2 separate regions of the Homo sapiens genome follow, and region 2 is linked to region 1. The links are chromatin loops, found by intact Hi-C in ENCODE. Cell type or tissue: mammary epithelial cell. All regions are shown on one strand. Each heading gives the region's core, and the rest is flanking DNA. Links, peaks and the distances in the headings are about the cores only. Region 1 overlaps CNGA2 (cyclic nucleotide gated channel subunit alpha 2). Region 2 has its middle 17 kb from the start of MIR4330.

Evidence for each region. A loop is a pair of places that touch in the nucleus more often than their neighbours do. Peaks named below come from ENCODE experiments on the same cell type or tissue, not always from the same donor. Only the 100,000 strongest peaks of a DNase experiment are listed, where the experiment ranks them.
Region 2: a loop joins it to region 1, with 7 times the contacts of the local background. A loop is called at or near these places in 2 of 110 quality-filtered maps.

The regions. Positions count from the first base shown.
Region 1 is chrX:151,745,549-151,758,415 of GRCh38, forward strand. It overlaps CNGA2 (cyclic nucleotide gated channel subunit alpha 2), which reads left to right. Exons shown (of 7, transcript NM_005140.3): 7 at 1-16. Among named protein-coding and RNA genes, the nearest start is that of CNGA2, 17 kb to the left of the region's middle. In mammary epithelial cell, for the core only: a CTCF peak has its summit at 8,012; DNase peaks (open chromatin) are centred at 8,713 and 9,313.
Region 2 is chrX:151,143,209-151,159,903 of GRCh38, forward strand. No RefSeq gene overlaps it. Among named protein-coding and RNA genes, the nearest start is that of MIR4330, 17 kb to the right of the region's middle. In mammary epithelial cell, for the core only: CTCF peaks have their summits at 8,650 (motif pointing right) and 10,098; a DNase peak (open chromatin) is centred at 10,033.

The DNA of each region.
Region 1 (12,867 bases), core at 4,600-12,599:
TCAGTGCTATGTAAATAGCTGTTATATTGTATCTTTTCTTTGTATTATTTTGATCTGTTATTTTTTTCCTGCATATTTTTAATCTGCCATTGGTTGAACCTGCAGATGTGAAACGCAAGGATATGAAGGAAAGACTACTTTTCTTTGCCCCTATCCAGAACTCTTTCGGTCTGAAATACACTCTCCCACCTCTCCCTGCCTGCCTAAGCCTTATGGGTCCTTCAGGGCTTACCTCAGGCACCACGTTCTCGCAGAAGGCCCACTTGACTGCAACCACTCCCACACTAGTCAATTATCTCCTCTGTAGGCTCCCACAGCGCAGAGCCTCTCTGTCCTGGTTTTGTAATGTGCGGTCAGTTTTAGTGGACTTGGTTTCCCCTCCTGACTGTGGACAAGGCCAAGACAGTCTACCTCATGTGTCTATTTGGAGCCTCAGTGACATAGCTGGCACTGAGGAGCATTCAGAGAACATTTATTCATTGGGGGAGTAAGTGAACACATGAATGAGTGAATGAATGGATGAATGAGCAAAGAAACACAGCGGACCAAAACTCTCATGCTTCTCCCTGACAGCAGTCATGCCTTGACAGAAGCATTGGCTCTGCTGGGGGAGTTGGGAAAGATCTCCTGGAGTATCAGGTCTTTCAGCTGGGCATTCTAACACGATCAGGAGCCTAAAGGAAAAGTACTAATTAGTGGGCAAGAAAATCCAGGTGCAGACTCAGAGGCCTTCCTGTTCACATGCACACCACTTATTTATTCATGTATTTCTTGTGGTGAAATACACACAAAATTTACCATCGTAATCACTTGTAAGTGTACAGTTCAGTAGTGTTAAGTATATTCACATTTTTGTGAAAACAATCTTGAGAATTTTTCACCTTGCAAAACTGAAACTTTGTCCCCAGTAAAAATTCCCCATTGCTCCTTCTACCCAGCCCCTGGAAGCAACCATTCTACTTTCTGTCTCTATAAATTTAACTTCTCTAGGGACCTCATATAAGTGCTATCATACAGTATTTGTCCTTTGTGTCTGGCTTATTTTACTCAGCATAACATCCTCAAGACTAATCCATGTTGTAGCATGTGTCAGAATTTCTTTCCTTTTTAAGGCCAGATAATATTTGATTGTATAGATCACCACATTTTGCTTAGTCATTCATTTCTTGATGAACACCTGGGTCGTTTCCACCATTTGACTATGGTGAATATTCCTGTATCCATGAGTATACAAATAGCTCTTTGAGACCCCGTTTTCAGTTTTTTGGGCATATACTCAGAAATGAAATTGCTGGATCACTTAGTAATTCTATTTTTAATTGTTTGAAGAACCATTTTCTTTTCTGTGTGTCACCAAAACAGTGACATCATTTTACATTCCTACCAGCAATGCACAAGGGTTCCAATTTCTCTACATTCTCCCCATCACTTAGTTTCTGTGTTTTTTGTAGCTATCCTAATGGGTGTCAGGTGAATCTTACTGTTGCTTTGATTTTCATTTCTCTAATGAGTGGTGATTTTGAGCATATTTTCACAAGCTTATTGGCCGTTTGTATATCTTTTTTGGAGAAATGTCTATTCAAGTTCTTTGGCTATTTTTTAATTGGAGTGTCAAGTTGTAGAAGTTCTTTATATATTCTGGATATTAAACCCTTATCAGCTATGATTTGTAACTATTTTCCTTACTGTCTACGTTGCTTTTCTACGGTGTGACCATGTGGATTGTGCCCCTTGGTATGCAGAAGTGTTTAATTTTGTTGTAATTCAATTCATCTGCTTTTGCTTCTGTTGCCTGTGCTTTTGGCATTACCATTCCTTTTTATGTGGATTCATCCTTCTGGCCAGGCTTCTTTTACATTTAGTGTAGTTTCTTGACCTCTTCCCTAGCTTAGAGGAAGAAACCTTAACCAGGGGAAGACTCACCTGGACGGATCTGTAACATGACACATGCCTAGGTCCTGGTCCCTGAAAGTTGCAGAAGGAGAGAGATGCATTCATGATGGAGCAGTGCTTTGTGTACACCCCCCTTTGGGTATTGGGCTTGGAGAAAAAGCTCTAAACCCCTTTGCCTCAAGAGAACCCCACGCAACAGGAGGAGTCTTCGGAGACCTAGCCAGCTCCTTGCCAATAACCTCATTGCTAAGGTTGCACTGAGTTCAGTTTTTACCGTGTCTTGGAACCAGGACAAAATGTAATTTTTGCAGGCGTAAGATGGTACTGGGGCCAGAAACAGGGGGATGACTGCATTGAAATTTTTTGCCTTGATTTCAGCAAGAAATCTTCAGTGTTCTCCCTGGAGCCTGGTTCACCATCAGCCCAGCCCCAACAGGTGCCTGATTTCCAGCCCACATCATGGGATGGACATTGTGTCTTGGATTTGGTTTTCCCCAGGGCAAGGCAGGCACCTTCTCTGGACCACATGGGGAGCTCATTGGTTCAAGACACAGACTCCAGGGCTCAGCTCCCACCCTCTTCCAGTTTTCTTTTCCCCAGATATCCTTGGGCCCACTCTCTCATAACTTTTTGCCATGTCTCGAATGTCTATGTTCTCTTCAGCTTTCAGGTATTTTCTTTTATTTTTTAAATAAAATTAAATCCAAATTTTATTAAGGATTTCAAGTTACATACTTCAAATTTCTACAATGGAATGGAATCATTTTGGAACTGGAAAAGTGGCATAAACACTGACATCCCTTGAAACTACAATTTTATAAAGAAAATTCTGCAAACCACATCCCCATTATGTAACAAGACTAGGCATTATCTACACCTTCACTTTGGCAATAGCTATTTCCCAAAATAATGAAAAAGGTGATTTTGCTACTTCAGTTCATTAAAAACGGGATTCTATCTTTAAGGTTCAGAAAAAGCTGCATTTAGATGAACTATGGTTACCCGCTCCCCCCACCCCCCAAAAAAAAGAGAGCACAGAGTGTCTAAGCAAAGCAAAGGAAGTCATTTTGAAAATAAAGAGAGAAAAGCTATTATAATTGGTTAAGGATTTCCAGTAGTAAGTGAAAATCTCAGGAGAGGAATGGATAGCACTACAAACAATGTGTTCACATTCCAAGTCCTTAACACTAACTTTCTCTGTTCTGGATCTGGGCAAGCAGCACTCTGTTAGATCTTTGCGTGGCTCCTAATTTTATAGAAGTGGATGGATGCACTATTTCACAAGGTCTAAGAGTTTTTTTCAGATATTTTTGATGACTGTACTGTAGTAAATACTATAGGGATAGCACTATAGTATTGTAGTCATGAGACTAAAGTGGAAAAAAGACTATTTTTGACAAAAGATGCCATTAAATTTCAGACTATAGAGCCACATTTACAATATCTCAGGCTAATTACTGTTAATTTTGGGGTTGAACTTTTTTTTTTTTTTGACAACAGCGAGGGTGGACTATTGGATTGTCATTAGAGGAAGGTCTAGATTTCCTGCTCTTAATAAAATTACATTGAATTCATTTTTAGAGGTGATGAAAACTTCCTTTTTGAGAAGTTAGTGTTCAGGTCTTGGAATGCTTTCAGGTATTTTCTCATGCTGTTCCCTCTGCCTGGATTACCCTTTTCTGCCACTTTTTCTTCTGAGATGAAATTCACAGGCCCCTTCTCCGAGTCCTGCCACAGCTTTCTATGTGAGACTCCCTTGCACACTGGTCTGCAAGTGTCTGTTTAGCAATAATATATTCTCATCTAAAGACAGTTTGTTCATTGAGAAAAGGATGAAGGAACAACAGAAGGAATATCTGTGCAGCTTGTCGTGTGTGTGTGTGTGTGTGTGTGTGTGTGTGTGTGTGTTTGTGCGCGTGTGCCTGTGTGAGGATCTGGATGTCAGCCTAGGCAGTGTCTGTCTCTGGCCAGCCCCTCACCCACCCTCTCTCCGGTTGTTTTCTCTGTAAGAGCGTGACTCTCCTGTCTGTTGCTGGCCGCCGCCCCCGCCTCTCTCCTATAACTGGCTGTAATATAGGAACTGAAGTACGTTTTCCATTATGTGTTGGATTTATTCAGCACAGCCTGATGTTTCCTGCTCTTGATTTTAAAATGTTTAAATTGGAATGTTTTTTATTTTCATTTGAAAATACCCATTGAAGGTAAATTGCTCTATTTGCATATGGCCATCAATTGCTTTTCTCTGCATTGGTGACCTTCTATACAAAACAAAAGTCCCCTCTCCTGCGCACCACACTCCTTCTTCTTTTGGTGTGACCTGTGGTGGTCCTTGCCTGGCCAGCCCAGCCTGAGTCCAAGCCTCAGAAGCATCTATTCCTTGGTCTGGAGCTTAAAGTTAGTCTGACCATTTATCCCCTCCCTTCGGTGAATCCGAGGCAGAGGGTCTCTGTCTTCTGTTTAGCCTGGAAACAAGGAAGCCCCCAGTGCACAGAGATGGGGAACCCTACCACCAGAGGGCGCATGAACCTCAGGAAAGGGTGGTGGGCTCCACTCTGCGAACCCTCCACCCAGCAGAGGACTGAGCAGGGCCGGTTGAGGCAGTTAGGTGGCTGCCCCCCGGGGCCTTGCAGAGCTATTGGACAAGGTCTCTTTCCCATTGTGCCCCACTGTGGTCCCTTTGAAGGCCCTCAGAGGTTCCTGGGTGTCAAGGCCAATGCCCAGTACAAGTTTCTTCATGCTAGGTACCCAGACTCTGCTGGAGACTGGGGAAGGAGAGAATGTCAGGGTGGAATTACAGGGAGACTTGAGCACTATGGTTGTCATTACTTATTGTATTCAGAAAAAAAAAAAAATACTAGAAGTCTAAAAAACCCTTGATGTTATGGATAAGATTGGTTAGCATGGAGCTAATGTCAGCCTACTTAAAATTGACATAAATAAAATTATTATATAAATAATTGTTCCAGTGTCACATGAAGGTAGTACACAGATGATTGTGTACATTTAGCCAAATACCTACTTGATGCCACCATGGTATTTGAAAAGTAACACCACCATAACTCACCCTTTGGTGTTTCCTAGAGAACCTGCTCATCTTCCCATGTTGGTCATGGCACGTCTGTCCTTCAGGTTGCTCAGGCCAAAGCTCCTGATGTAATCCTGGATCCTTCTCTTTTCTTCATCCACTGCATCCAATCAGCCAGAAAATACCCTGTCTGCATAACTTTTCAAAGTCCAGTTAGAATCCATGCACCTCTCCCACCTCCGCCACTCCCGCCCTCGTGCAGGGCTCTCTCCTGGATGACTGCAGTCGCCTCCAGACTGGTGTCCCTGTTTCCACCTTTGCTCCCTCCCCTCCAACCCACTCTCCATCTAGCCAGCAGAGTAGTCAAAAGCAATGAAAGTCATGTCTCATTCTGCTTACATTCTTTTGGGGTCTTCCATTACTCTTATAATAAAATTCAAACTCATGGCTTGGTCTCCAGGTCCTGTTGCACAGCGCCCGCCAGCATCCTTGGCCTCACCTGCTTTCTCTCCTGGCCTCTTCTGGAGTCAGGTCCTCCAGTCTCCTCTGAGTTCCTCAGACACACCCAGCTTCTCTGTCCCTTGGCAGCCTTGCGCTTGCTGTCTTTATGTGTTGCTCTCTTTTCCTCTGGAACTTCTGTGACTGGCTTCTTGTCCTCAGGACTCCACAATGAAAAGAGCCCCCAGCCTCCCAGTCATGCTGATCTCGGCACCCTGTGAGGTTTTCCTAACAGCACTTAGCACCCTCCACAATCTTCTTGTTCATTGGTTTCCTTGTTTATTGCTTGTTTCCCCAATTAGAATGTCAGCTCCCTGAGATAGACCTTTGTGCTGGCCCCCACTACATCTGTAGCACCTAGAGCAGCTACTGGTACCTCAGTGTTCTGTACATGCCCAATACTGGGAACTTCTTAGGGGCTGGCCTCCTCTTTTTTCTCTAATGGACTAAACCCCATATCCTTAGCTGCTTCTCTCTGCCCATCCTCATAGCCCTGCAGGTTTTGCTCACACAAAACTCCTTGGTATTCCGTAACCCAACTGGAGCTGTCCCACGAGAAACTCGGCTTACACCTACTTCTATCCCTACATCTGTCTGCAACATTCCTCTAATCCTTCAAAGTCACCTCTAATGTCACCTCCCTCCCAAAGCCTTCTTTGATCCCCTATAAACAAGTGTGACTCAGCTATCATCTGTATTTGTGGCTTTCCCCCTTCCTTGCTCCTGGAGGATGGGGCTGTGTGAGATTCATGCTACCCTCCTATAGCCAAAGCTACTTGCAAGAGGGTATGTGTGTGGAGGAGGAGAGTGGGTGTGGACTTGGTCCCCAGGGAGCTCTGCTGAGGTAGAGCTCCCCAGTTGAACAGGGAGCTGGGGTAGGCAGGCATGGGGTACCAGCTGGCCCCAGCAGGAGGAGTGGTGTGCCATACTGGCTGTGGGTTCAGTGGCAGGTCAACTTCCCCCTGGCAGAGACTGAGCTGCCAAGAACTAAGTGATTTTGCTTCTCTCTGAGGCAGACATTTCCCTGGAAGGACAATCTAGCCCTGATTTAGGACCTGAAACCAAGCCAGTTACAGTTAGCCTGACGGGGAGGGTGATGAAGATGCCTTTCTAGATAAAATGTTTGCTAAGCCCAGGTCCAAAAGGGACTCAATGCTGTGGCTGGGACCAAGGCCACGCTTAGAGAGGGCCCGTAGGAACACTGGCCTGGGAGCCCTGTAACCTAAGCTTGGTCCTGTTCCACTCCCATTTTCTGGGGACTTGGACTATTCTATTCCTGGAAATCTGGAACATAGCACAGTAGGGTAGCTGGGGAAGAGGACAGTATCCAATAGAGCCTCTTTCCTTGGCTTCCCTAGGCTTGAGGAAGACCCTGCTCTTTCCCAGCACTGCCAGCCTAACTGCATATTCACATGACTCAAACTGGGCAGTGCTAAGGGGGCCTCAGCAAGCTTCTGTCTTGTCTTCTTTGGACAGATTTGTCCCTGGAACGTGATATTTGCCCAGGGTCTTGAAAGATGCAGAGGAGCTCGATGGGCAAGCAGGATGAGATGCCAGGTCCCACAAGCCAAGTGAGCAAGAGTGTTGAAGAGCAAGACCAATGGCCTCAGTCTGTGGCCAGGAGGGGGTTCAGTGGAGCATGAACCTAACTCTCTCCTGGGCTCTACAGATCCTGGAGTTAAAGTGATCTCAGTGGTGAACTGAACAAATTTCTTTCCCTTTTGGGTTCAGTTTCCCACTTATTTTAAGAAAGGAAGTTCGCAGGCCGTTTGCAGCCCTCCTGGGGAGTCAGAGGATAGATTCGTCTTACCTCAGCTTGTACACTTGCATCATTCAAGTTTGTCTAAGCTCAAACTTCCAGCCAGGACTTTGGAGTTGCCAGTTTCTACGGATCAATGTTTTTAATTAGATTGGGTTTCTTGTTTCTCCTTTATTGAATCGGGTAAGCAAATTAAATTGGGCAATTTGTTGTTAGGTCATTTAAGTGCCAACTGGGTTTCATAACCTGGGTTTGTGCCATATCCAAGTGCCTCCAACTTCTTCCTGGAGTGGTGGAATCAGAGGCCAGCTGGAGGTGTAGGCATCCTAGGGAACCGTAGGCGTGGGTCTCTGGCTCTTGAGGGTCTGAGTCCCTGGGGCATAGACCCACTCTCTTTGTTGGTCTAGAAAGGCAAGGTGGATGGTCACAGGGGCTCAGGACTGAAGCTGGATGGGAACAGTGGTGAGATAATAATCAGGAGTTCCCAGGGTTGCCTGTGGACAAGGCACTTCCTTGAACCCGTAGCCTCTGTTTTGTTATCTATATAACGGGTAAGGTCTCTGGAGACCCTTCTGTTCTGGCATTCTGTTGCACTCTGGCTCTGTGAAGGTGGAATCTGCTCCACCAAGATATAGCTTGTTTGCCTGGTGCTGGAGGGGGCACAGCTTTCGGGATCCGAGTCTTGGAAGGCCGACTGAAGTGGGCTGGGCAAGAGGCCTGGGTGGGGCAGCAGCCTGGGCCAGGTCTGGACAGCGCCTGGCTGACCAAGCTAAGGCTGCCTCGGGCTCCAGACAGCTCGCCCTGCTGCTGTTCCACCTCCGGCCGTAAAGAATGGTGGGGACGCTCTTGCACCGCGATTCGAGCGCACCGTTGGGCTTGCCAAGCCCTTGCTCAATCTCCACGTAGCGGGAGCTTTTTTGCACGACCTGTACTCCAGGAGTGGGAGCGCCCCAAGACCCTCTGGCGAAGAAAGAATTTGAGCAGGGCAGCTGCAGGCACAGGGCATGGCAGGAGGAAGCTCTTCAGCGCCTGCCTCAGATCTCCTCATCTCCACATCCCCCTTGGAGCCTTTGCCCTCACCCTCTCCTCTCAATGGCCACATTTGCCAACTACACGGTGCCACCCTGCAGGGTTTTTGTCGGCAACCCATTCCATCTCTTGCCCAAAGAAAGGGAGGAGGGTTGAGCTGTAGGCCATTCACCTCTGGGACCTGTTCTGAGAGAGGGTAAGGCTGGGACTGCTAGGCCACCTTCCTGGCTCCTGGAGATACAAGAGTGAGGAGGCAGGTCTGCAGACAGGCTGCCCAAACCTGTTGAATTCAGGGAGGTAGTGACAAGATGTGACAGGCGAACAGGGACAATGGCTGGAGGGCTCCAGCAGGGGCTAGGGACAGGTATTCAGGGCATCGGGCTTGGTAAATAACATTAACAAGGCAGCAACTTGAGCAGGCAAATTGGTAATGCAGACAGGGCTCCGTGACTGTGCTGGCTGGCTGCCTGTGAGTCACCTCTGTGGATCGATTTAATTGCTGAGCACTTGGATATGCAATGTGCTTAGAGAGGCTGAGTTGAAGCCCCGCCTCAAAACCAGTGCAACAATTTGGGTGTACTACCAGTGGCCCAGGAGCATTGCTTCCTCAGGCCAGGCCCGGAAGCCTTAGCTCATGTCTCTCCCCTTTTCTCTCTCTTTTGTAAGCACTGGGTCCCTCAGGTTTCAAGGTGAAACAGACTTCTTTTCTAAAGCCACCCTGATCTGGGGGGTCTCTAGAGATCTCCCCAGCCCCATTCAATCAAGTCACCTCTTGTTGCTTGATTGCATTGTCTCTGTCCAGTGCCTGACCCAGAGTAGATGCCAACAAATATTTTTAAAAGAATGGGAAAACCAGTGTATTTCTTGATTTTTTTCAGGTGCTTGCTGTTTTCTATTATGCCTATGAAATAAAAATACAGCCCTTTAGGAAACAATGTTGTGTCCGGTGTGTCCATAGCATAGCAGACGTTTCAGAGAATAGACCAGTTTTGTGCAGATGTGGACTGAGGGCTAGGTGGGGGAGTAAAGAATCTGAGAAACAGGAACTCTGCCAGCATCTCATTTTACAGGCACGGTCTTGTTCTTCCTTTTCTGCTCTGACCATGTGGAACAGAAAACAGTTTTCCTTGGCTCAAAGACAAGGCAGGCGAGGCAGTGACTGTGCGTAAACGTGCCGAGAGCTAACTGTACCTGTTATGGAACAGTTTCAGGTACTGTGTGCAGAAAGGAGTGGAGTGTGCGGTTCAAAACACCGGCTGCTGTGGTCATGCCAACCCAAAGTTGCTCCTGAACCTCAAAGTGATAGCATCCCCAGACTGAGCCACTGTGGGCCGGAAACCCAGGTTTCTGGTGGGTTGTTTACCCAATTGCGGAGATAACATCATAGCCAGATGGAGTAAGTCCTGATTGGTGACATTTGAGGATTTTGAGATGGAGCTGGCTAAAACTTGATTTTTCTATTTTCAAATCTTGTCATGTATTGAATCGTTTTCGAATGGCATGAAAATCTTATTTAGTGGTTAATATCTGCCCATTATTTTAAGAGTAGTTTTCATAACCAGTGACCATCACTAGATCAGGGCCACTAGTAAATCACTAGTACTTTGAATTACTGGCCCTACAAAGCCACAGCTTGGAGTTGGAAGCAGCTTTTCTCTGCTACTCAAAGGGGTGGTGACTGTACTGAGTGGCCAGCTTTGAGATTACTGCCATACACACTCCTGGGTTCTACCTGGCTTCCGCTCTGGGGATTCAACCTAGACCTAGGGCTGGGCCGAGACCTCCGCCTCCCCCATTGTGGGATTGAGGGGCGTGGAGGTGAGGTAAGGCTGTGGCCAGCTCTGAATGGAGAAAGGAATAAGAAAGGAAGGAGAGAGGGAGAGAAGGAAGGCAAGAAGAAGGGAAAGAGGAAAGAAGAAAGGAGGGGAGGAAATAAGGGAGGAAGAGAAGAAGAAAAGAAGAGAGTGAGGGAGATATCTGGGACCCTATCCTGGCAACTTATGGCGGCAGAGTGATGACAGGTGGAAAAGCTTAGCTGACTCTCATGCCAGGCCAACATGCAGAGCTTGGTGTTCAGCTTTGCTGGGTGGCAGGGCTCACTCGGAGGGGGCATGAAAGGGTCACTGGTGGAGTGGAAGGGGTCTTGGCAGGTCATGAGCTGGCTCCCCTCTGCTGGGGAAATGCCACAAGGACTCTTGAGAGACAAGCGGCAGGCCATTGTCATGTTCCTTTTGAAATGGGTCTTCCCAGGCTTGGATTTGGTCACCCCTCACAATTGGGTCACAGATGCCATCTGCAGTGGCACTCCTTGCCTTTACCTTTCTTTGCTCCCCTTCCAACTCCTTTCTTTTTGTGCTTCTCTCTCCTCTCTTTGCTCTCTTGCTCCTCTTCCTCCTGCCCCTCCTCCTTCCTTGCTTCTTTCTCCCTCTGTGGCTCTCTCATCTGCTTTCCCTCCTCCTCGCCCTTTCTTCTGTTCCTCCTTTTGCCTCTGAGACCACTCTTCCCTCCTCTCCCCCTTTTGCTTCCCCTTTTCTCCTCCCTGCTTTATCTCCCCCTCTAAAGCTCGCTTTTTCCTTCCCCCATGTCATTCTTTGTCCCCTCCCCAGGCACTTTTTTCTCTGTCCTCCCGAATCCTCCCATCCTCCTCTTCTCTGTCTTTCAGGATGGCTCAGCCATCTTTTCCTGCTGCCTGCCTCTCTCCTCCCTATGGCTCTGTCTTTTCCAGCAGCCTAGTCCCTGCTTCTGCCTCACCTCTCATCATCCCTCTTCCCTTCTCACAGTTCTTGCTCCAGCTTATCCTCCAAGCCCCTTCTCTTCCCTTTCCTTCTCAGTCTGTCTCCTCCCTATGTTTCAGGCTTCTAGCCCACCCTTCTTCCTCCCAGCTCCCAGCATCCCAAGCAGCAGACTCCTGGGACCAGCCTCTGGATCCAGTGGTACATGAAGCGGGAGAAAGGAAGGTAGTAGAAGGATATAGCCTCGACAGACTTTGCACTGAGCTGAAGGCATTGGACCCAGAAAAGCCACCAACCCTCCCCAGTCATATTCCCAGGCCAGGGCAGCTCCTAGAGATGTTACACACAGATCATCATTTCTGCCATTGCACCAAAACCTGCTAGAGGATGCTGGCAATGGCTTTCTGGGGACTCGCAGAGTCTCAAGGGAGTGGACATGGTGGTGGCTGCACAAACATTGTCTTAAGTGTCCCATTATACAGCTGGGGACTCTGAGCCCTACATTCAGAAAGTTAAAGAACTGGGATCAGAAGTCAAAGTTAGGAATAACAGAGCGAGATTCTTCGCCTGTGGAGTCTGCACACATGTATCAGAGATGTGGGGACACATGTGTGTTTGTGTGTTAAGTGATTTTCTTAGCATGTTTCACACCCATGCCCACACACCCCTACACCCACAGCCACTCTTCAACCTTGTGATACAAGTGGAAAGTGAATTTGTGCTATTTCTGAAAGACGAATTTAATATTCAGGGAAGTACGAGCTCCGGGAGATTTATGTTGGAGTCCTGAATGGAAGTGATATTGGGCAAGACTAGGCCACAGTGTCCCCATTTTCAACAGAAGACTGGACTAAATGGTCTCCAAGGGTTTTCTAGCTGTGGTGATTTTGGCCCACCACAGGCCCATTTTGCTCCAGACACTATACGTGTGTGGTTTCCTTTAAGCCTGGCATTAAGTCAACAAGCTAGATTTCTCCATTTGTACATACAACAGCCAAGGTACAGGGAGCTTAACTAATGGGCCCTAGAGTCCCAGTAAGTGAAAGATCTGGGATTGGAACATGGGTCTGCTTGGCTCCAGACCTCACTTATCCTGTGCATCAAGGCAATTTCTGACGGAGTTGGTCCAGGGATCTGGGACTCAGGGCTCTTGTCAGGCAGCAGCAGTTTGACCAGTGGAAAGGCAAATTAGACTGGGACAAAGCTGCTCAAGGGAGATGGCTGGAGCTGTTTTCCTTCTGTCCCTGCTACAAGCTGGGGAGTAGGGAGCCTTCACCCAAGATAACATGTGTTTAATCATTGTTTCAGTGATAGCAGAGGCTCTTAACTTTCGGTTAATCACTTGCTGTTCCCACTGCCTGGATGCTCTGTCCCCTGATCTCTGCATTACTGTCTCCTTCTGGACACTCAATCATCCACCTGAATGTCTGGTCGCCCAGTCTGAAGTGTCCATGCAGCTACTCTCTGCCACATCACCTTTTGTTAAATCTCTGGCTAGCACCACTCACTCATATTGTCCTCCTTTATTTCTGTGATTGTTCAAATTCTCCTCTCTCTCTCCACTGAATAGTGTCAGATCATGTTTATCTTGTGTCTGGTTGTACCCCCAAGGCCTGGCACTGTGCTTGGCACCCAGCAAGAAATCAGTGAAAGTTTATTGTGTGAATGATGCCCCAGTGGCAAATAGTGACAAGAACCCAGCACCAGCAAAGTGTTTGGTCATTCTGCGCTGGGTGATGGGGACACCGATGACAATTCCACCAACTTCTTGCCCTCCAGGATTTCCAACATAGTGGAAAGACAGACCTGGTCACAGATCACTGGGGTCCTGTGCTCTATGCTGTGTACTGTGAGAGCCAGACTTATAAAAGGTGCTGCCAAGTCTAGGGCACATTGTAACTGTCTCTGTCTGGGAGAATTAGGGAAGATAT
Region 2 (16,695 bases), core at 5,197-13,196, 600 kb before region 1:
GTTGAACCAGCCTTGCATCCCAGGGATGAAGCCCACTTGATCTGGGTGGATAAGCTTTCTGATGTGCTGCTGGATTCAGTTTGCCAGTATTTTAATGAGGATTTTCGCATTGATGTTCATCAGGGATATTGGTCTAAAATTCTCTTTTTTTGTTGTGTCTCTCCCAGGCTTTGGTATCAGGATGATGCTGGCCTCATAAAATGAGTTAGGGGGAATTCCCTCTTTTTCTATTGATTGGAATAGTTTCAGAAGAAATGGTACCAGCTCCTCTTTGTACCTCTGGTAGAATTTGGCTGTGAATCTGTCTGGTCCTGGACTTTTTTTGTTTGGTAGGCTATTAATTATTGCCTCAATTTCAGAGCCTGTTATTGGCAAGAGATACTTTTTATTGCTTTCACATTAGAATCCTGATTAATGCAGAATATTGCACCACAAGTAGTTTGCTCCAAGTAATAGATCTAAAAATGTAAAGTCAGCTGAGTGGAGGAGGTAAGAGGAAGGGCATTGAGGACCACATAATTGTAGGCATGGAAGATGGTGATTATTGCAAGACATTTACACAAGGGTGTATAATTAGGGAAAATAAGAAGGAAAATTCTGGATATCAGTGTGTATTGGCTATTTCCTGCAGTTCTGTGATGTCTTACAATAGACAGCTAATACTGAAGATATTCCACCTAAAAATGGAGAGAAAGGCAGAAAACTTAGCAGGAGGTAAGACTGAGGAAAAAGAAAAGCCTTTTCTCACCGTCTTCTTCCAAATGCTTCCAGGTGAATGGACAGTGTTATGGGTAATGACTTCCCATGAAATGCCAAAATAAAAGGTGAAGACTGATAAATAAAGGATAAAGACGATAGGTATCACAATAAAAAAAAAACCCTCATCCAACTAGGCATTGAAGGAACATACCTCAATATAATAAGTGCCGCCTATGACAAACTCACAGCCAACATCATACTGAATGGGCAAAAGCTGGAAGAATTCTCCCTAAGAACCAGAAAAAGATAAGTATGACTGCTGTCACCACTACTATTTAACATAGTACTGGAAGTCCTAGCTAGAACAACCAGGCAAGAGAAAGAAATAAAAGACATCCAAATAGGAAATGAGGACGTCAAATTATCTCTGTTGACAATATGATTCTATACCCAGAAAACTCCACCAAAAGACTCTTAGACCTGATAAACGACTTCAGTAAAGTTTCAGGATACAAAATCAATGTGCAAAAATCAGAAGCATTCCTATACACCAACAACATCCAAGCTGAGAGCCAAATCAAGAATGCAGCCCCATTTACAATATCCACACAAAAAAATAAAATACCTGGGAATACATCTAACTAAGGAGGTGAAAGATCTCTACAAGGAAGACTACAAAACACTGCTGAAAGAAATCAGAGATGACACAAACAAATGGAAAAACATTCCATGCTCATAGATTCGAAGAATCAATATCATTAAAATGGCCACACTGCTCAAAGTATTTACAGATTCAACATTATTCCTATCAAACAATCAACATCATTTTTCACAGAAGTAGAAAAAACTTTTCTAAAATTCGTGGAACCAAAGAAGAGCCCAAATAGCTAAAACAATCCTAAGCAAAAAGAACAAAGCCAGAGGCATCACGTTACCTGACATCAAACTATACTACAAGACTACAGCAACCAAAACAGCATGGTACTGGTACAAAAACAGACACATAGACTAATGGAACAAAATAGAGAACCCAGAAATAAAACACACACATACAGCCATCTGATCTTCAATGACAAAAATAAGTAATGTGGAAAGGACTCTCTATTCAATAAATGGTGGTGGGAAAACTGGCTAACCATATGCAGAAGAATGATACTGGACCACAATCTATCCCTATATACAAAAATTAACTCAAGATGAACTAAAGACTTAAATGTACAACCTCAAACTATAAAAATTCCAGAACACCTAGGAAATACCCTTTGGTATTGGTCATTGGTCGAGGCAAATAATTTATGACTAAGTCCTCAAAAGCAAATGCAACAAAAACAAAAATAGACAATTAGGAATGAATTAAACTAAAGAGCTTCTGCACAGCAAAAGAAACTATCAAGGGAGTAAACAGACCACCTATGGAATGGGAGAAAATATGTACAAACTACGCATCTGACAAAAGACTAATATCCAGAGTCAATAAGGAACTTAAACAAATTAATAAAAATATACAACCTCATTAAAAAGTGGGCAAAGGAAATGAATAAACACCTCTCAAAAGAAGACATACAAGCATGCAACAAACTTGAAAAAAATGCTCAACCTCACTAATCAGAGACATGGAAATCAAAACCACAGTGAGATGCCATCTCATACCAGTCGGAATAGCTACTATTAAAAAATAAAAAAAAAAACAGATATTGGCAGGGTTGCAGAGAAAAGGGAACATTTATACACTGTTGGTGGAAATGCAAATTAGTTCAGCCACTCTGGAAAGCAGTTTGAAGACTTCTCAAAGAATTAAAAATAGAATTACCATTTGACTCAGCAATCCCACTACTGGGTATATACCCAAAGGAAAATAAATTGTTCTACCAAAAGGACACCTGTACTCACATGTGTATCACAGCACTATTCACAATAGCAAATACATGAAATCAACCTAGGTGCTTATCCACGATGGATTGGATAAAGAAAATGTGGTACATATACAGCATATAACACTATACAGCCATAAAAAGGAACAAAATCATATCCTTTGCAAGAACATGGATGCAGCTGGATGGCATTTTCCTACGGGAATTAATACAGAAACAGAAAACCATATAGCATGTGTTCTCACTTATAAGTGAGAGCTAAAAATTGAGTACACATGGACATAAAGAGGGGGCAATAGACACTGGGGACTCCAAAAGGGGAGAGGGAGAGAGCGGGGCAAGGGTTGTAAAAGTACCTATTGGGTGCTATGTTCACTATTTGGGTGACGGGTTCAATGGAAGCCCAAAGCTCAGCCTCAAGCAATATACTCACGTAACAAATCTGCACATGTACCCTCTGAATTTAAAATAATAAAAAGAGAATAGGTAGGCTGTAAGCCTCATAACTAGGAGACTAGAGTTCCCATCCTCAAAACCTTGTCTAGATAGTCTCTGGGTCTGCTATTAACCCATACAATTGGTCAGAAGCAAACAGATCAAATGACTCCAAATCATTTACTAATGATTCACATTTTAAACTTTTGTATAAAACTAAAACAGATATAGAAAACTATAGAAATTATAATGAAATGAACACACTTGTATAACCACCATCCAGGTCATGAGCTAGAACATGGACAACACTCCGGAATTCACCTCCCCAATATTACTTCTCTTTCCTTTCCAGTTGTAAACACTGTCTAGAATTCTAACATTACAGATTAATTTTCCTGTCTTTGAAGCTTTTATAAATGATATCCTACAGTATATATTTCTTTGGGTCTTACATCCTTTCTTCAACATTGCATTTGTGAGGTTGATCTATGGTATTATATGTATTTGTAGTTTGTTTCTTTTCATTACTGCGTAGTATTCTGTTGTGATATTACCACAATTTATATATACATTCTATGGTTGATGGGCATTTGGGTTGTTTCCAATTATTGACTATTACAGATAATACTATGAACACTCTTGTGTATATGATAAACACATTTCTATTGGGTATATATTTAGAAGTTGAATTACTCAGTCTGGATTATACATACATTGACTTTAGAGATACAAATTGTTACAAATTGTTTTCCACTCAGCATATGTCCTTGAAATCCATCCAAATTGTTGTATCAGTAGCTCATTCCCTTGTTTAAAGTAGTATTCCATGTGCTTTTCAGCGGTGGTATGGACATACAACAATTTGTTTAACCATTCACCTGGCCATGTAGTTCTCCTGGACAAAAACACACCACCCCACAGATTGGGACACCTAAAATTCATGTTTATCATCAGAATTTCTTCTTTTGTGAACTTTGTTTTCATATTCATTACCCATTTTCTGCTGAGTAATTTGTCTTTTTATGTTTGATTTGTACAAGATACACATTCTGGACATAAAAAGTTTAAATATCATATACATCATAAATATCATGACTTGGGTTTTTTGCATCTTCACCAGGAATTCTGCTCTACCCTACAATCCTGAAGATATTCTAGATTTTCTTCTCTTGGTTTTAAAGTTATTCTTTACAAATGTAGGTCTTTAATAGATTTGAGATTGTTAAAAACATGTTTGTAGTATAACTCATATAAAGTAAAGTGCACCTACTGTAGGTGCACATTTCTATGAGTTTTGACAAATGTATACACCTGTGGAATTACCATCAAATCATACAATATTTTCATCATACCCGAAGTTTCCTCACGTCCCTTCCCAGTAAATTCCCACGTTTATCACCCAGAAAAAACCACCACTCTGATTTTTTCCCGACATATATTAGTTTCATCCTTTTCTAAAATTTCAAATAATTGTAGTCAGACAATAGGTAATTTTTGTGTAAGGCTTTTCTTCCCCCACTCAGCATAAGATTTCGGGGATTCATTCGTGTTGTTATACGTATCTATAGTTTATTCCTACATATGGCTGACTAGGATTCCATTCATTTTTCTCTATTCTTCCGTTGGTGACATTGGGTTGTTTCTAGTTTTTGGCTCTTATGGCTAAACTGCTATGAACATTGATGCAGGGGTCTTTGTGTGGACATATGTTTCCATGTCTGAAGTAAGTAGCTAAAAGTGGAAATGCTCAGTAGCATGGCAGGTGTATGTTTAGCTTTTGATGTGTTTGCATGGTTTTGTTTTCCCAACAGCAATGCATGAAAGTTGCAAGTTGCTCTAAATTCTTGCCAATACTTGATATTATCAACCTAAAAAAATTAGCTTTTTTAGTGGGTGGGTAATGGCATCTTGAGGCTTTAATTTTAATTTATTTTATGACTATGTTGGCCAGCTTTTCATGCGTGAATTGGACATTTGCATGTATATTTTGGTGAGTGACTGTTCAAATATTTTCCTCATTTAAAAAACGCTGTTGTTTATCTTATTTTTATTGAGTTACAAGGATTCTTTATATATTCTAGTTCTTTGTTAGATATGTGTATTACAAATGTTTAGCCCCATTCTGTGGCTTGCTTCCCCCTGCTCAATGGAATCTTTCAAAAAGCAGAAGTTTTAAAATATTAACAAAGTACAGTGCACTTTTATTTGGATGATTTGTGTTTTTTGTCTTGTATATAAAAATAATCTATGCCAACCCAATCATCACAATGATCTTCTATATTTTATTCTAGAAGTTTTATAGTTTTAGCTTTCACATTTATGTTGAAGATCCAAATTGAGTTAACTTTGCTGTACAAATAAAGTGTTTCTCTCCTCTGGATTTAAATAGATATATTTTTCTCTTTACCATTGGTTTTCATCAAATTGATTTCTTTTTTTTTTATAAGTTTATGCAGTAAATGTGAAACTTTGTTACATGTATATAATGTGTAGTGATCAAGTCAGGGTACTTAGGATGTAATTTAGGGTGCGACATTTTCATGAAGTATTGTCACTGTATTAGTCTGTCCTCATGCCGCTGTGAAGAAATACCCAACACTGGGTAATTTATAAAGGAAACAGGTTTAATTGACTCACAGTTCAGCATGGCCGGGGAGGCCTCCGGAAAGTTACAATCATGACAGAAGGCAAAGGAAAAGCAGGCGCCTTCTTCACAGGGCAGCAGGATGGAGTGAGTGCAAGCAGGGGTAAGGCCAGACTCTTATAAAACCATCAGATCTCGTGAGACTCACTCACTATCACGAGAACAGCATGGGGGAAACCTCCTCCATGATCTGATTACCTCCACCTGGTCCCTCCTTGACATGTGTGGATTAAAATTCAAGATGAGATTTTGGGTGGGGACACAGCCACCTACTTTTCTTCAGCCTCCCTTCTCCCCCGACTCACCCTTACCAGTCTCTGTTATCCCTCTTTCCACTCTCCACCTCCATATGATCAAAGTTAGCTCCCAGATGTGATATTTGTCTTATTGTCCCTGGGTTATTTCACTTAAGATAATGACCTCCAGTTCCATCCATGATGCTACAAATGAGAAGATTTCATTCTTTTTATAGCCAAATAGTATTCTATTGTGTATATGTACCACATTTTCTTTATCCATTTATTCATTAGTGGACATTTAGGTTGATTCCATGTCTTTGCTCTTGTGAATAGTGCTGCAATCCCTTTGATATATTAATTTCTTTTCCTTTGGGTAAATACCCAGTAGTGGGATTGCTGGATCAAAATAGTAATTCTATTTTTCATTTTTCGAGAAGCCTTCATAATGTTTTCCATAGTGGCTGTTTTAGTTTACATTCCCAGCAACAATGTATACAAGTTCCCCTTTTTCCACATTCTCTCCGATGTCTGTTATTTTTTGTCTTTTTAATAGTAGCTATTAAGAATGGGGTAAGATGACATCTCATGACGGTTTTGATTCGCATTTCTTCTGATGATTAGTGATGTTGAGCATTTTTCATATATCTGTTGTCCATTTGTATATCTTCTTCTGAGAAATATCTATTCATGTCCTTTGACCACTTTTTAATGGATTACTTGTTTGTTTGTTTGTTTGTTTCCTGTTGATTTGAGTTCCTTGTACTTTCTGGACATTATTATTCCCATATCAGGTGCATATTTTGAAAATATTTTATCCCATTCAACAGGTTGTCTCTACTTTCATTTGCTGTTCAGAACTTTTTTAGTTTAAGCCCCATTTGTTTATTTTTGTTTTTGTTACCTGTGTTTTTGAGGTCTTACCCCAAAATCTTTGCCCAGACCAATGTCCTGAAGTATTTCTCCAATGTTTTCTTCTGGTAGTTTCATAGTTTCAGGCTTTACATTTAAGTATTTAATCTATTTTGATTTTTTTATGTGGTGAGATATAGGGGTCTAGTTTCATTTTTCTGCATACAGATAGCCAGTTTTCTCAGCACCATTCATTGAAGAGACATCATTTTCCTATTGAATGTTCTTGGCATCTTTGTTGAAAATCAGTTGGATGTAAGTACATGAATTTATTTCTGGGTTCTGTTCTATTGGTCTATGTGTCTGTTTTTATGCCAGTACTATGCAGTTTTTGTTACTATAGCTTTGTAGTGTATTTTGAAGTCATAGTGTGATGTCTCCAGCTTTATTCCTTTTCAACAATTTAATTTTTATGTGCCTTGTGGTTTTCTACATGTTTAGTCTTCTTGGAGTTTGTTGAGCTTTTGATCTGTGGGTTTATAGCTTACAGTAAATTTTGAAAAATTTTGGCCATTATTTCTTTGAATATTTTTTCTGCACCCCCTTCTGAGTCCCCTAGATCACTGAGATTCTGTTTATTATTTTCAATCTTCATTTCATATAGATTTAATTGTTATGTTTTGAAGTTTACTAACCTTTTCTTCTGTAAAGTCTAATTAGTGTTACTCCTATCCAGTGCAATTTTCATTTCAGGTACTATATTTTTCTGCACTGGAAGTTCCATTTGGCTCACATTTTATTGCTTCTTAGTGTATCTGACAATTTTTTGATTGGATTCTGGACACTGTCAATGTTACATCATTGAGTGGATTTTATCTTCTTCAAAGACTGTGGGACTTTGTTTTGACAGAGAAGCAAGTTGTCTGTCACTCTGTTTTGTCTCTTTAAGTTTTGTTTTTAAGCTTTGCTGGAGGAGGTCCAGAGTAGCCTTTTCTCTGGGGATACCTCAGATTTATTACTAATGTATGATCCCTCTGGGGTCTCCATTGAATGACATAGATAACTACTGAGGATTCTTTACTCCTCTGGGCCAGAGTTTGAATGTCTGCTAGTCTTGTGTGAGTTCTGAGCATAGTTCTTTTAAAACTTCCCAGTTGTTCTTTGCTCACTCTAGTACTCAGTAAAGACCTAAGGAGAGCCCATGTCAGATTTCTGGAGTTCTTTCTCCATGCAGTTGCCTCATCTCTGGTACTCTGTCCCGCACATTTTAGCTACTTCAGCCTCCTTGAACTTTAATCTCCAATTCTTCAACTCAGGGAAACTTCTTTGCTCTGCTTGAGTCACTCCTCCATGCTCCAAGGTTTGGGCTTACCTCATTTCTTTCTTTATCTGTGATGCCATGCGTGTTGCCTCTTGTCTAGTGCCTAAAATTAGTTCTTTCGTATGTTGTATCCAACTTCCAGTTGCTTATGGTGGAAGAGTAATTCCAGATTCTGTTACTTCTTCAAGGCCAGAGATTTACTTTTATGTTTTCCAAGCTTTTTGAAATAAGTATAAATCAATTTTCTAAAAAAATATTAAAAATTACATTGTAAAGAAAAATGACATGCACACGTGTGCAAGACACCTACACCATGAAGAATATTCCAGAGCATAGGTTTGGCCCATGGGTGCTGTCTGTGCTCCTTCAGGCTTCAGACTCAGACCTATGCTTATAATTCCTGGAAATCCACAAATTCACCTCATGACTAATTGCTTTTCATTACTTGAAAGTATCTATGTGTTGGAGGAAAAATTTGGCTACAATCAAGGAAAGGTAGCAAGTTGAGTCTCATCTGGTTACTGAGATTGTGTACTTCTTATTCTTTCCAAATTCTTCAGTGGTGCCAAGGTCTCTTACGGACACTAGAGGGCGCTCTTTCACTGAGAATGACATACTCTCCCTTACCGATTGCCTCAGTTTGCACCAGCTCTAAGATGGAATCTTGCTGGATCTTAGTTCTTTAGTTGCAGCCCGGGCTTGCCCTGCCACAGGGCCCCAGGTGGCCTGTTCCCCCATCTCTGCAGTACCAGACCTATCCATTTCAAAGGCCAAATTTCTTTCCGCTCCTATCCCCACTCTCAGAATGATTCAGCCTGGCTTCCCGGGATACCTCCTAGCACCAGGGCTAACCTATTTTATTTCCTCTTCGCCAGTGGTCGCTGAGGAAGGAGGTCTGGGTCACTGGGTATTCCTCTTCAGGCTGAAAGTTTCTCTAAGGTCCATTATACAGATTTAAAATCAGAGAAATGGATTCCCCAACAATTCCATGTGCTTCAAAGCTTCTCTGGGGGTGCACCCAGGAACTGTGAGAAGTGACCCACTGGATCATCCTGGGACAAGTCTCTACCTGTATCCGGATCTTGGCCTCTTCATTTGTATATTGAGGCAGGTAGGTATGACAATGTCTAGCAAGAGCACAGGGAGAGCAGGGGTAGTGATGGGGGCTGGAATTTTTTTTTTTTTTTTTTTTTTTTGAGACAGGGTCTCACTCTGTCACCTAGGCTGGAGTGCAGTGGTGCTGTCACTGTGTTCTCAACTTCCCAGGCTCAAGTGATCCTCCTACTTCAGCTTCCCAAGTAGCTGGGACTACAGGCGTGCGCCACCATGCCCAGCTATTTTTTTTTTTTTAATCTTTTGTAGAGACAGTGTCTTACTATGTTACCCAGGCTGGTCTCAAACTCCTGCACTCAAGTGATCCTCCCACATTGGCCTCCCCAAGTGTTAGGATTACAGGCATGAGCCACCTCACCTGGCCTTGGAATTTTTCGTATGCAAGGAGTTAGCCTAATTAGACCTCTCCTGTCTGGAAAGAGGATAAGGAGAAAAATTTGAATCCATAAATTCAGCATGAGCATGGAGACGGTAACCAGGGTCTTGGGCACCTAATTACTGGCATATATTAGTGACTCAAGAAACATTTATGGAAACATGAAAAAAAAATAAAGGAGTGGATAGATGTCAGAATAAGAAAACTAAGGGATATCCATTAAGGCTTGGAAGCAATGCTTTACATTAGAATAAAGGCCCTAAGGAGTGAAGTGATTTGCCCGGAATCACAGGGCTAGTTAAAGGCAGAGCCAGTACTTGAATTCCAGAGTTCTGATTTCTGGTCTAGAGTTCTCCCGACTCCAATATGCAGCAGAAAGCCCTTGAATATACGCTGGGAGGTTGGTAGAAGTTAGGCATCATTGGTCACCTCATGGTGAATCACTGCTAGTGCTGGCTGGAAACCAGTACTTTTCCGGGGCTCCAGCATCCCCAGCCATCCATCCTAACTGCCTGCGGCGGAATTCCTCTTTGCATTGCTTGCGCCGTTCTACACGCTGGGGGTGCTGTTGTTTAACTAGTGGACTCATTTGCTCAGTTATTTTCCATTTGCATCATTGGGGGTGCCCTGATGTAGATTGGGGGCTGTTCAAACGTTTTCAGGTGTGACTAAACTTGGCTGCTAACCCCTCCTGGGCTTCTGCCCAAAATAACAGGCCACTGGTCCCTCAGGTACCTTCTCAGATCACTTAAAGATGAACTTTTAAGCATTTGGGAATTGTGAACTCTGTTGAGAATCAGAAAACTGCAGATGCACGAAATGTGGCATTCAGGGGGTCTGCTGCTGCTGAACAGATCGTGGCCATGGATTAAAAACCTCTGCTTTTCTCGGACACGTTTTTAATCCTGAGAAAATGTGAACATAGAAACCATGTTAGGAATAATTGGCACACAGAATGACTGCATTTGGAGGAGCAACAACATTTCTACTGGAGAACAGGGCGGGACTACAATGGGTGGGGGGTGGGAGGATAGAGGATTTCAAATGCTTCAAAGGAAGTCTTTTCCCAGTGGTCCGTTCCATCTTTTGCGGAGAGTGCCAGAGGCACACATCTCAGAGAGTCGTGACTGTGTCATTATGTTCTCGTCAGCACAGATGATTCAGTCAATGTATAAGCAAGCACAGTTGCATTTTATACGACTTTCAAATCAGTTCATTTCCAAGTCAGAAAAATCTTCCAGCAAGTCTGATCACCACACACACAGGGCAGCAACCAGTTCTAGGGGCTTCACCTGTTAAGATGATTTGGCTTGTTTGCAAGTCATTTTCAGAGAACAAGAGAGACAATCTTCCCACTACTCTATAATTAGAGTGCTGGGGGCAGGCTGGGGGGAAGACAGCATGAACATGGAGCTCTCATTCTTATTCAGGAGCGTCTCTAATTCACACGGCCCTGGGGACTGCTTCAGATGTAATATTCTCTCCACAAAGGATGGAAATCTTTTCTCTTAAAACGTCTCATCGCTGCAACTTTGCTGTAAGGCTTCATCGGATAAGTGTATAAAAAATCCAAAACTCACCTGTTTTCTTATTTCATCCAACTCTTTTGTGTTTATATAATTAAGCACACCCTGCTTGATTGGTGTGTGTGTGGGATGTGTGTGTTTGTGTGTGTAAATCTTAAAGGACTCAGAAGTTGGAGTGTTCGTGCGCTTATCACAGCTCCACGGACTCTATGTAATCATTTAGCTTCTTGAGGCTTTTGCTGCCCTGTGATTTTCAGAAGTGCAGTGTCTTCATCACTCTTTGAACCCCCACAATGCCTGAGGCAGGGAGGCAAACTACTGGACTTTTGGTAAATGACAATTTCATTCTGCAACAATTGGGTGGGAATATTCCAGCTTCCAGAGGGTTCCCACTTTCCTGGTCTGTTAAATGGAACCAAGCCTACCTGCGTATCTTGTTGTGGGAGCTTCAGACTCTGCAGCAGTTAAAGCCTTCATTTTTGGTCTTTACTTAACCACCCATAAGCTTCTTGTTCTGTTCCCTGCTCTTCTCCCAGTCCTTGCCTTGCATCATTATTCTCTCTATACCTCAGACCTCTGCCCAACCTAAAGAGAAGCCTGTCTGGGGCCTTGCTTTGTTTTTCCCTGTGTTTCTAACCCCCAGAATAGGGCCCGGAGCACGCAAGAGACTTGGGGCTGAATGAACGTAATTGACTTGCTTGGATTCCCTGCACAGGTGACTGGGATCAGATCATTTTCCTTCTCAGAGACCTAGTTGTCTCACTTGTACAAGAAGGGACTAACCTGGATGACTTCTGAAATCTTTTATTTTTGAGAAGAGGATTTCATAATTCTATGAATATTTTGTATTTTTCTATATTTATTCACTTATCACTTTCTTCTTTCCATTCTTTCTAGCACAGAGGAAGGGGAACAGCGAGAAACAACCCCCAAACAAGTGAACCCAAACACTAGTTCCTCTCTACCTTCCTAAAAATCATATTTTCTCTGTTGTACAATGGTTGTTTTTTTCCTATCTTATCAAGAGTCATCCGTTCAGGTGATTTCAAGATGACTAATGGCCAAGTTGGTTGTTCATGCTGTACGCTCCTGCTGCTGGAACTGAGCACTTGAATGCTAATAATACTCTCCACGTCACCAATCTCATTTTTTTCTGACGTACTGACTGACCCCTGGCAAGCCACCCTGAGTCCATATGACTCCACTGCAAATTATCCAAGGGTTCAGACACTGGGGTTTGTCTGAAAATAGAGTGGGCTCCATTAGCTTAATACCAAGTATGACAGGTTCTGAATCAGCTTTTCTTGTCTAAAGGGAGTGCAGGTAATTTCCACCCCAACATATACTGAGCCAGGAAAGTCTACTAGCAGGGCCCTCTGAGCTTACATGTCTCCAGTACCAGATGTGGCCAAATGCTCTTATTTATTTACTTATTGTTTTTGAGATGGAGTCTTGCTCTGTCACCCAGGCTGGAGTGCAGTGGCGTGATTTCGGTTCACTGCAACCTCTGCCCCTCAGGCTCAAGCGATTCTCCTGCCTCCCAAGTAGCCGAGATTATGGGTGCCCCCCACCCCCTCACCACGCCTGGCTAATTTTTGTATTTTTAGTAGAGACAGGATTTCACCATGTTGGCCAGGTTGGTCTCGAACTCCTGACCTCAAGTGATCCACCGCCTCATCCTCCCAAAGTGCTAGGAGTACAGTGCCCAGCCCAGATGCTCTTACAATGGCCTTTGAACAACCACTATATAGCTGTGAAAAGCCATCCTGAAAGAGGAAACTCTAAGATAGTTGTCACTTTGCCATTCGTAAACAACCATGAAATATATTTATGAACAAATAATGCAAGTATTTATCAAAAGAAAGGAAGAACAGACACTGCTTACTAGACCACAATATATGCAACAATGTTGACAGCATTACTGATTACAATTTGAAAGTATTTTATAGGAACCTGGTGTTCGTGTGGGTGTGAGGCAACAGAAAAAGGGAAAACTGGCACAACCAACTCAATCCCCATGAATTTATCCTCTAGACACTCACACACAAGGGGGCACACACAAAGATGTTAACTGAAGTGATAACTACCAGTGAAAAGCTGGAAGCAGTGTCTATGTCCGTGTAGATATAAATGATGATCCATTCATAGTTGGGAATACCACAAGCCTGTTAACGAAACCAAGGTATCTAGCATTTTCTCTGTACCAGGCACTGTTCCAAGTGTTTTGTGTACATTAATTTATTTAATCCTTGTAGAAAGTTGTGAGATTGGTACTCACTTCCCAGATGAGCCAGCTGGGAGGAGAGAGGTTAAGCAATTGCCTAGAATCATGCAGCTGGTAAGTGGTAGAACCAGGATTTGAACCCATACAGTACGACTTCAGAGACTGTCCCCTAAGGTGCTGCTGAGGAGCACTACCCGGGACAGCCTTCTCCCAGATGGCCAAAGGAAGACGGCAGAGGCTTTTTGGTAGGCGAAAGAAGCAAGTTACTTATCAGTGTGCAAAATAAGGTATCAGCTGGTTAAGAAAAAGGGTCTGTATCATCCCCACGCATGGGCAGCCTCTGGAGGGACCCCAAATGGGATGCTAAACACTGTCCCTTCTGGGGAGGGGCAGTACGACAAGAGGATAGGGAGGTAGAAGGTTTTTATGTTTCACCTTACACTCTCTTGACTGTTGAAATTGTTCCCAAGAGATTTTTTAAAATTACGTTGTTGGCTGCGGTGGCTCATGCTCGTAATCCTAGCACTTTGGGAGGCCGAGGTGGGCAGATCACCTCAGGTAAGGAGTTCAAGACCAGACTGGCCAACATGGTGAAACCCTGTCTCTACTAAAAATACAAAAATTACACGAACGTGGTGGTGCGGGCCTGTAATCTCAGCTACTCAGGAGGCTGAGGCAGGAGAATCACTTGAACCTGGGAGGCAGAGGTTGCAATGATCCGAGATCAAGCCAATGCACTCTAGCCTGGGCAACAAGAGCAAGACTCCATCTCAAAATAAATAGATAAATAAAAATAAAAAATTATGTTGAACATTAAAAATTCTTGGCCACGTATGGTGACTCATGCCTGTAATCCCAGCACTTTGGGAGGCTGAGGCAGGAGGATTACTTGAGCACAGGAATTCGGCCTGGGCAACATAGCAAGACCTTGTCTCTTAAAAAAAAATCTTGTTGGAAGAAAAAAGTCTTAACACAGCTTCTGAATTCAGAAATAGAGGTAAATTTAATTGGAGAAGCAGTGTGGGGCAGGAGAAAGAACAGAAAGAGCTTGGAGCTCTACCACTGTATTAGTTAACTGTGGCCAGAAGTCTGAATTTAAGGTGTCAGCAGGGTCACGCTTTTTCTGAAGACTGTAGGGAAGAATCCTTGCCTCTCCCTAGCTACTGGTGGTGGCTATCAGTCCTTGTTATTCCTTGCCTTGCAGCTGCATCACTGCAATCTCTGTGCTTCCATCTTCATGTGGAGTTCTCCCCTCTGTGTCTCTGTGTCACTGCGTCTTCACGTGGTATTTTTTCATAAGGACACTAGGCATTGAATTTAGGGCCCAGTCTAATCTGGTATGACTTCACCTTCACATAAATAATAACATCTGCCAAGACCTTATTTCCAGGTAGACATGAAGTTTTAGGAGGACGCTCTTTATGTTGGTCAGATTGTGCTGCCATAACAAAATACCATAGAGTGAGTGGCTTAGACAACAGAAATTTATTTTCTTACAGTTTTGGAGGTTGGAGGTCAGATAGTCTAAGATTAGGGTGCCAGCAGGGTCGGTGTCTGGTGAGGACTCTCTTTCTGACTTGTAGACAGCTGATTTTTTGCTGTTTCCTCACATGATCTTTCCTCTGCACATGCAGATTCCTTCTCTCTTTCTGTCTCTCTCTCTCTCTCTCTCTCTCTCTCTCTCTCTCTCTCTCTCTCTCATCTCTTCCTTTTCTTATCAGAATACCAATACTATTGGATTAGGGCTCCACCCTTAAGACCGCATTTCATCTTTTAAATTTTTTTTTTAACTTTTATTTTAAGTTCGGGGGATATGTGCAGGATGTGCAGGTTTGTTACATAGGTAGACGTGTGCCATGGGGGCTTGTTGTACAGATTATTTCCTCACCCAGGTATTAAGCCTAGTACCCATTATTATTTTTCCTGAGTTTCTCCCTCCTCCCTCCCTCCACCCTCCAGTAGGCCCCAGTGTGCATTGTTCCCTCTATGTGTCCATGTGTTTTCATCATTTAGCTTGCACTTACAAGTGAGAAAATGAGGTATTTCATTTTCTGTTCCTGTGTAAGTTTGCTAAGGATAATGACTCCAGCTCCATCCGTGTCCCTGCAAAGGATATAATCTCCTCCTTTTTTATGACTGCATAGTATTCCATGGTATATATGTACCACATTTTCTTTATCTAGTCTATCATTGATGGGCATTTAGGTTGATTCCATGTCTTTGCTATTGGGAATAGTGCTGCAATGAACATAGGCATGCATATGTCTTTATAATAAAATGATTTATATTCCTCTGCATATATACCCAGTAATGGGATTGCTGGGTTGAATGATATTTTTGTCTGTAGGTCTTTGAGGAATTGCTGCACTGTCTTCCACAATGGTTGAACTAATTTACACTCCCACCAACAGTGTAAAAGTGTTCCTTTTTCCCCACAACCGTGCCAGCATCCGTGATTTTTTGACTTTTTAGTAATCGCCATTCTTACTAGTGTGAGATGGTATCTCATTGTGCTTTGGATTTGCATTTCCCTAATGATCAGTGATGTTGAGCTTTTTTGCATATGCTTGTTGGCTGCATGTATGTTTTCTTTTGAGAAGTGTCTGTTCATGGCCTTTGCCCACTTTTTAATGGGGTTTTGTGTTTTTTTCTTGTAAATTTGTTTAAGTTCCTTATAGATGCTGGATATTAGACCTTTGTCAGATGCATAGTTTACACAAATTTTCTTCCATCTTGTAGGTTGTTTGTTTATTCTGTTGATAGTTTCTTTTGCTATACAGAAGCTCTTTAGTTTAATTAGATCTCGTTTGTTAATTTTTGCTTTGTTGCACTTGCTTTTGGTATTTGCATCATGAAATCTTTGGCCATGTCATGAATAGCATCGCCTAGGTTTCTTCTAGGGTTTTCATAGTTTTGGGTTTTACATTTAAGTCATCTTGAGTTGATTTTTGCATATGGTGTAAGGAAGGAGTCCAGTTTCAATTTTCTGCATATGGCTAGCCAGTTATCCCAGCACCATTTATTAAATATATGGAATCCAATCTTTTCCCCATTGCTTGTTTTTGTCAAGTTTGTCAAAGATCAGATGGTTGTAGATGTGCGGTCTTATTTCTGGGTTCTCCATTCTGTTCCATTGGTCTATATGCCTGTTCTTGTACCAGTACCATGCTGTTTTGGTTACTGTAGCCCTGAGTATGGTTTGAAATCAGATAGCATGATGCCTCCAGCTTTGTTCTTTTTGCTTAGAATTGCCTTGGCTATTCAGGCCCTTTTTTGGTTCCATATGAATTTTAAAATAGTTTCTTATAATTCTGTGAAGAATGTCTATGGTAGTTTAATGGGAATAGCATTGAATGTATAAATTACTTTGGGCAGTATGGGCATTTTTCCATTTGTTT